Linked DNA regions of Homo sapiens: region 2 is linked to region 1. A link is an interaction called in ENCODE POLR2A ChIA-PET data of the cell type or tissue named here. Cell type or tissue: GM12878. All regions are shown on one strand. Links, peaks and the distances in the headings refer to the core of each region. The heading gives the core; the rest is flanking DNA.

What was found. Peaks named below come from ENCODE experiments on the same cell type or tissue, not always from the same donor. Only the 100,000 strongest peaks of a DNase experiment are listed, where the experiment ranks them.
Region 2: POLR2A ChIA-PET joins it to region 1 with 5 read pairs; 2 of 35 experiments call an interaction of 5 or more read pairs at or near these places.

What each region holds. Positions count from the first base shown.
Region 1 is chr14:102,899,927-102,903,926 of GRCh38, reverse strand. It overlaps TRAF3 (TNF receptor associated factor 3), which reads right to left. Exons shown (of 12, transcript NM_145725.3): 11 at 498-672. Among named protein-coding and RNA genes, the nearest start is that of AMN, 21 kb to the left of the region's middle. RefSeq lists enhancers at 1,994-2,423, 2,742-3,241, 3,242-3,743. In GM12878, for the core only: no CTCF peak of the experiment used is centred there; a DNase peak (open chromatin) is centred at 2,006; H3K4me3 peaks cover 2,045 bases; H3K27ac peaks cover 3,841 bases.
Region 2 is chr14:102,738,919-102,743,354 of GRCh38, reverse strand. LOC124903390 (a long non-coding RNA gene) reads right to left here and starts at 638. Exons shown (of 2, transcript XR_007064356.1): 1 at 1-638. In GM12878, for the core only: no CTCF peak of the experiment used is centred there; no DNase peak of the experiment used is centred there.

The DNA.
Region 1 (4,000 bases), core at 1-4,000:
GCCATTAATCCTCCTCATGTAAATATTCCCAATACTCTTTCAGTCCCCAAAGCCATAGGCCCACATCTGCTTGTGGATCAGAAACATGCTGGCAGAGCGCGGTGGGACTGCTGCCCCCTGGCCCTTAGGAGTGGGGTCTGGGGCGCCCCGACCAGCAGGTCCTGGCCTCTGCCATCTGCGCTTGGGCCTGTCCTGTGGGTCACCCTGCGGCCAGTCTCTCCCAGGAGGGCTTTGCAGCTTCCCGTGGCTGCAGCTGCCCCTACTTTCTACACCATGTAGGGCCTCACACGGAGGGGACAAGCCTGCGCGGGAAACGTTTGTCTTTGCTGGGGGACTTTCAGTAGGAAAGTCATCACACCTCTGCGTGTTACCCATAATTAGAAAAAACTGTCCTAAGGCACATGTACCTAACATAGCCCTCATCCCACGGACCCCGCCCCAGCACTCGCCCGGGGCCCAGATGCACACTGCTGGCCCGGCCCCGGCCCCTGCCTCACCTGTGTTCCGAGCCACTTGCCCCGCGCTCTTGTCCACGCTCTCCAGCTCGGTCACGCGGTTCTGGAGGGACTCCACGCTGCTCTTCATGCTGTCTGCTTCCTCCCAGTTCTGCCGGAAGGGCCGGATCTCCTTGTCAAGCTCCTTCAGTTTCTCTGCTTGGCTGTCTATCACTCGCTTCCAAACCAAAGGTGTTAAAAAGCAAAACACAGTTAGGACTCGGAAAATGCTGCACCACCTTCCATCAAATACAGACAGGCTAGGAGCAGAACAGTCAGAGGCCCCTGTATGAGGCCTGCCACCCGCGGCTCTGACTCCAGGAGTGGGGCTCTGCATCAGGCCTCCTGGGAGCTCCCTGGGATCAAGTGCTTGTGCCGGCAGGGAGCACTCGAGGTGACATGAAGCCACATGGAAGAAAACAACAGGAGGCTCCACTAAGTCAGCTTGCTTTGTCAACAGAGAGCCATCAGGAAAGCAAAGTGACAGGTGGCAAGTGTTCAGAAGACCAGGGGAGAGGTCTCCACTGTCTCTGGGGCAGGCAGCAGCTCATGCTTCTGCTGCCCACAGCAGGCTTCCCTGTTTCACAGTGGCACTGGTGCCGCCTGCCCGCCTGTTTCTCACACACCCACACCCTGGCATCAGCCAACCCCACCAGCTCTCCTGTTCAGATACCAGGATCCGACCTCACCCTCACACTCCCATGTGTCCCTCCCAGCTCTTCTCCCAGGCCACAGCACCTGTGCGGGGCCACAAGGCTCCCATGGACATCTCCTCTGCAGCCCTCGTATACCTCGGGGGCCATAATACAGAGGGTCCCTGCTTCCCAGAGAGGCCTCACCCCTGTAAGTGCAGGTCCCACGGGACAGGTGGCCCTGCATGGCTGCCACAGGGTCTCAGGTTTAGGATGCCAGAATCATGCCCATGTGGCCTCATCTTCCCTTGGAACGTCTAAAGGCCTCCTACCCTGCTGCTGGGTCTGGGGCAGAAGCACAGTCCTGTCTCTGTGGCTGCAGGGGGTTCCCCAGAACGACCCCAGGGTCCCAGGAGAAGACTCCCACTCCTCAGACCCCTCCCACCTGGATGGTGGCAGGAAAGGGCCCCAAGGCATGTCCTCAGGCCCTAGGTGAAACCCAGTGGGCCGATGCTGCAGACGCAGGGGTCTTCCCCCTCCAGCTCCACACTCAGGCTGCCAGGCCCCAGCGAGGGAGGCAGGAACGCAGAAACCCTGCCACGAACACACGAGGCTGCCAGTAACCAGGCCTGACTTTATGCTACTTCATTTAACTAATTCAGAAAGCCCTTTCCCAAAACACACAGGCTGCTCATATTTGTCACTACCTGGAGGGGTGGGAGCTGTACTCCGCCCTGGTGGCCCAGTCTGTGTTAAGGGGCTGGAGTGTCCACCTGTGAGATGAAGCCAGGGACTTAAAGGGTTTTCACTTCAAAAAATGATGTGCATTTTCAAGCAGCTTGTGATGGCTGGAGAGTTCAGTGCTCAATGCAGCTGTGGAATGACTGAGCCACCTCACAAGCTGAGGGCCACACCGGGTGCTCGAGGGGCGGGCCCCAGGGCCCCCTGAATTCACTTCTCCTTTTGGAAGTCTATTTTTAAACATCTAGGTTTCAGCACCTTTGCTGGCTGTTATTAACCACAAAGACACAAACATGACAGGTCTGGGTGGCTTTTTGGGCGTAAAAGCAGTGTTATTCTTCCTGTTCTTTCCAAGAAACATGATATTAGTTAACCTCTAAAAAGTAAGGATAATTTCTCTAAAGAACACCTCTTTCCACTGTCACTGTCCCTTTAAACTGACACTGTCACTGTCCCTTTATTTTACACAATCATACATGTTCAGAAGGATATTTAATTAGCTCACCAAGTCTATTTGCTGGGGGACAATACCACTGACGACACTGAACATCCAAATACACGGCTCCTCTAGTGAGCACCGGAAGCCTCTCGCATCTCCACCTTCTAACACGCACACTGAGCTGGCAGGGGTGCTCGCGAGTGGCAGGGGAAAGTTAATGAAAACCTGATCAACAGAGGTCTGAGAGACGCCCTTTGTAACTTAGCAAACCCCGAAATGAAGCATGAGTCCCAGGCAGGGTGGCCCAAGACAAGCTGCGCCTCACGCTGAGCCTCAGGCCCCCGAGGTTAAGAGGGGGATGGCACCGAGCCACCCCTCCCCGCGATTGTGCTACGCAAGGGCACGCCTGACCTCAAGCACAGAACGGGGAGTCTCCAGCAAGGACTCCCCCACACAGCAGGGGCCCCCGAGTCAGGAACACACAACATGCGTGCACCGCATGCACAGACCAGCACGACTAAATAAAAGGCGTCTCCATGAGCAGCAAGGGAACTCGGGCTATTTTTAAAACAGGCACTTCATCTGTATCAATGGCACCATTTCAAAGCAGAACGCAGAGTCACATCAAGTGTTCTCTAAAACGCAGCAAACGTGATTTCATCCTTGAAGAACGGTCTACACTCAGTCACTGCAGTTTCTATAAAAAATAAATCTCAAGTGCAGGTATGGAATTGTACAGAAAAAAGACTCCGACACAGAGCTGAAGAGACAGACTGCACTCCACATCAACAATCCAAATCAGAAGGTTTGCCTTCAGGGAGCATCAGCCCGTGAGCCTTATACACTTGCATGCCAGGGCTGCAACCGTGTCACCTGCTGTGATGCCTCACTCTCAGGCCACTGCGACCCTGGCACACAAGCCCGGCGCTGTGAGAAGCCCGGTGGTGCCGGCAGCCTGAGTGAAGGCCGCGTGGATGGACGTCCCTGCCTTCTGTCCCAGTGCGTGCTCCTCTACGTGTGCCCTGTGGACCCCCTGACTGTAAGAACCACCAGTTCATCTAGTCCACTGACACCAGAAGCCTGGGTCATGCTCGCACCTATGCTATCTTCTTTTTTTTCTTTGAGACAGTCTTGCTCTGTCACCCAGTCTCGAGTGCAATGGCGCAATCTTTGCTCACTGCAACCTCTGCCGCCTGGGTTCAAGTGATTCTTCTGCCTCAGCCTCCCGAGTAGCTGGGATTACAGATGCCTGCCACTGCGCCCAGCTAATTTTTCTATTTTTAGTAGAGACGGGGTTTCGCCATCTTGGCCAGGCTGGTCTTGAACTCCTGACCTCGTGATCCACCCGCCTCGGCCTTCCAAAGTGCTGGGAATATGGGTGTGAGCCACCGTGTCCGGCCTACCGGCCTAGGCTGTCTTTTTTTTTTTTTTTTTTTTTTTCCGAGACGGAGTCTTGCTCTTTCTCCCACGCCTGACTGCAGCGGCGCTATCTCGGCTCACTGCAAGTTCCGCCTCCCGGGTTCACACCATTCTCCTGCCTCAGCCTCCCGAGTAGCTGGGACTACAGGCGCCCACCACCGCACCTGGCTAATTTTTTGTATTTTTAGTAGAGACGGGGTTTCACCGTGTTAGCCAGGATGGTCTCGATCTCCTGACCTCATGATCCGCCCGCCTCGGCCTCCCAAAGTGCTGGG
Region 2 (4,436 bases), core at 1-4,000, 160 kb after region 1:
CCCAGCACTTTGGGAGGCCAAGGTGGGCAGATCACAAGGCCAGGAGTTCGAGACCAGCCTGCCCAATATAGTGAAGCCCCACCTCTACTAAAAACACAAAAATTAGCCAGACATGGTGACGGGTACCTGTAATCCCAACTACTTGGGAGGCTGAGGCACGAGAATCACTTGAAACTGGGAAATGGAGGGTGCACAGTGAGCTGAGATCAAGTCACTGCACTCCAGCTGGGCAACAAGAGTGAAACTCTGTCTTGAAAAAAATAAAAATAAATAAATAAAAGGCCATTCTAGTAGTGCAATATAAAACATCTGAAATTGAGAACTAATTGCATGGGTTTGATAGCAGCCAGGACATAGAGACGGTAGAATTAGGGAACTCAAAGACAGGTCAGTATAAGATATCCAATCTGAAGCACACAGAGAAAAATACTGCGGGGAAAACAAAAATTGAGCATCAGAGACATATGTGAAATGTAGACCTGCAGCCCCTGAAGGTGACAAAAGACAGAAAGGGACATAGCAGTAGTTAAAGCAACAATGACCAAGTATTTTTGAAGCCTGATTAAATATGTCAACTTGCCGGGCACAGTGGCTCATACCTGTAATCCCAGCATTTTGGGAGGCCAAGGCGGGTGGATCCCCTAAGGTCAGGAGTTCAAGACCAGCCTGGCCAACATGGTGAAAACCTGTCTCTACAAAAAAAAAAAAAAAATTAGCCAGGCATGCTGGCGGGTGCCTATAATCCCAGGTACACAGGAGGCTGAGGCAGGAGAATTGCTTGAACCCGGTGGGCGGAGGTTGCAGTGAGCCAAGATCATGCCATTGCACTCCAGCCTGGGCAACAGAGTGAGATTCCATCTCAAAATAAATAAATAAATATATCAACTCAGCTGGATGCAGCGACTCATGCCTGTAATCCCAGAACTTTGGGAGGTCAAGGCAGGTGGATCTCTTGAGCCCAGGAGTTCAACACCAGCCTGAGCAACATGGTGAAACACTGTCTCTACAAAAAATTTAAAATTTGCTGAGCATGGTGGCACGTGCCTCTAGCCCCAGCTACTTGGGAGGCTGAGATGGGAGGATCACTTGAGCCCAGGAGATCAAGGCTGCAGTGAGCCCTGATTGTGCCACTGCCCTCCAGTCTGGGTGATGAAGCAAGACCCTATCTCTCTAAAATATAATAATAATAAATGAAAGGCACCAACTCACAGAGTTGAGCAGCTCAGTGAACCCCCCAGGAGCATAATGAAGCAGAACAAATGCAAAGCCACATCCAGGCAATCATCATCAACTAGATGAAAGCCCTAGACAAAGAAAAAAAATTTAAAACAGCCAGAGAAAAAAGGAATGTTGGCTGGGCGCGGTGGCTCACGCCTGTAATCCCAGCACTTTGGGAGGCCAAGGCAGGTGGATCACGAGGTCAGGAGTTTGAGACGAGCCTGACCAACACAGTGAAACCCCACCTCTACTAAAAATACAAAAATTAGCTGGGTGTGGTGGTGCATGCCTGTAATCCCAGCTACTTAGGAGGCTGAGGCAGGAGAATTGCTTGAACTCAGGAGGTAGAGTTTGCAGTGAGCTGAGATTGCACCACGGCACTCCAGCCTGGGAGACAGAGCGAGACTCTGTCTCAGAAAAAAAAAAAAAAAAAAAAAAGTAATGTTATTTTCAGAGAAGTAAAATGGTTGTGTGTTGACTTTTGCTTAAAACTATGGAAGCTAGAAGACAATGGAATTACATCCTTAATGTGCCAGAAGACAAAAATAAAACCCTAATATTTTACAAACAGAAAATTTATATTTTACATCTATCAAATATAAATGCAAAATAATGATGACTTTAGTTTTTTTTTTTTTGGCTTTTTTTTTTGAGATGGAGTCTTGCTCTGTTGCCTACGCTGGAGTGCAATGGTGCAATCTCTGCTCACTGCAACCTCCGCCTCCCGGGTTCAAGCAATTCCTCTGCCTCAGTTTCCTGAGTATCTGGGATTACAGGCACCTGCCACCATGCCTGGCTAATTTTTATATTTTTAGTAGAGATGGGGTTTCACCATGTTGGCCAGGCTGGTCTCAAACTCCTGACCTCAGGTGATCCATCTGCTCTAGCCTCCCAAAGTGCTGGGATTACAGACGTGAGCCACTGCACCCAGCCAGATTTTTTTTTTAAAGGAAAGAATTTAGCAACAGCAGACATGCACTGAAAAAAGTACTTAAGTTCTTGGGCCAGGCACAGTGACTCATACCTGTACTGCCAGCACTTTGGGAGGCCAAGGTGGGAGGACGACTTGAGGCCAGGAGTTTCAGACTAGCCCTGGCAACGTAGCAAGACCCTGTCTCTACAAAAAAAAGTTGAAAATTTAGCTGGGCTGGCCAGGCGCGGTGGCTTATGCCTGTAATCCCAGCTACTTGGGAGGCTGCGGTGGGAGAATCACTTGAACCCAGGAGATGGAGGTTGCAGTGAGCAGAGATTGTGCCACTGCACTCTTGAGCTCAGGAGTTCGAGACCAGCCTGGACAACATGGCAAAATCCTGTCTCTACAAAAAAAAATTAAAAGAAAAAAAATTAGCCAGGTGTGATTTGTGCCTGTAAGTCTCAGCTACTTGGGAGGCAGAGGTGGGAGGACTGCTTGAGCCCAGGAGGTTGAGGCTGCAGAGAACCGTGATTACACCACTGCACTCCAACCTGGGCAACAAAGCAAGACCTTGTCTCACACACAAAAAATTTAAAAATTAGCCAGTCACAGTGGCATGTGCCTGTACTTCCAGCTACTCGTAGGCGGGTTAGCAGGGGAACTGAAGTGGGAGGATCACTTGAGCCGGGAGGTCGAGGCTGTAGTGAACCATGATCGCACCACTGCACTCCAGCCTGGGCCACAGTGAGACCCTGTCTCAAATGAAACTTTAGTCTGGGTGCGGGTGGTTCACGCCTATAATCCCAGCACTCTGGGAGACCAAGGCGGGTGGATCACGAGGTCAAGAGACTGAGACCATTCTGGCCAACATGGTGAAACCCCATCTCTACTAAAAATACAAAAATTAGCCAGGTGTGTGGTGGGCACCTGTAGTCCCAGCTACTCAGGAGGCTGAGGCAGGAGAATGGCATGAACCCGGGAGGCAGAGGTTGCAGTGAGCTGAGATCACACCACTGCACTCCAGCCTGGCGATAGAGTGAGACTCCATCTCAAAAGAAAAAAAAAATTTTTTAAAAACCTATCATTATTAATTTTTGTATTCTTATCTTTACTGTTTTGATCAATGTCCTTTTTTTTAATGGCATGTTAGGCCAGTAGGAGGTCCTTTAGTTTGGCTCCCAAGTCCCTCGGACGTGACCCCATCATTTTGGGTGCTTCTTTGATCTCTGGCATCAGATTCCCAGGCTCCCCTTGTATACTTCCTTCCTCCCATAGCGAAATCCAGTCACTTCTCCAAAGAACATGGTTCCTTTCCGTGGGAAATGGCATTCAGAGACCACGATCCAGCTTTGGGGCGGGGAGGTGGAAAGGTGCAGGTCACAGTGCCCCTGCCAGCCTCTGCCTTCATGTGGCACATCCAGGGCCTACCTTCCCACTGTTGAAAGCCTTGGACCACCACTGAGTGGTAAAACTTGGCTCACGGATGAATCACGACCCCTAGCAGGGTGGGCTCGGCATCTCTGGAAGTCAGATCAATCACCGACAAAGCCTTCCTGGACTCTACACAGGGAGGGAGTCTCTGGGCTAGGGTGGGGTGAGGCCTGGGGTTACCTCCTGGCCCATCCCAGCACCCCAGGCTTGAATGGTGGCACAGTTCAGCCAACTAATCCAATCATAGGAAACCTGCTGCTACCCTCCCTGTGTGGATGTTTCCATTTCTCTGTCTCCCGACTGGAATTCAGGGTCCTTCAGGGCTGGAACCCTGTCTGTCTTGCTCATCACCTGCCCAAAGCTACATTGCAGGGGCTCAAGAAATGCTTTTGCTGACAAATGCCTCAAAGGCACGATTTCCTTTTACCAAGAAGGGACTCAACAACTGGAAGGACTCACATTGCAGAGCAGGGTTTGGAACCTGCCTCAGGCTGGCTGCCCCCAAGGCATCCCCGCCCCACCCTGCTGGGTCCCAGGAAAGCCTAAGGGCTGTGCAGAGCATGCAGCTCCGGGCACTTTGCTGGGACAGGCCTGCAGGGACACGGTCCTTACTGGCTACTCCCAGAAAGGCTGGGAACCTCCCCCAGCCCCATATGCCCCGCACCCCATCCCAGTTCAACTGATGTGGGAGGCAGCTGTGGATCTACCGGCCATTTGGTTGGGGAGGCAGCTGAGTGGCCACCTCCTCACCAGGGCATCCAAAGGGATAGGGCATGTACCTGGCTCTTGCCGGCCCCACTCAAATGGAGAAACAGAACACCAGGGGCGGGAGGGGCTTGTCTCACAGCACAGTGATTCAGGGACAGAATCCAAG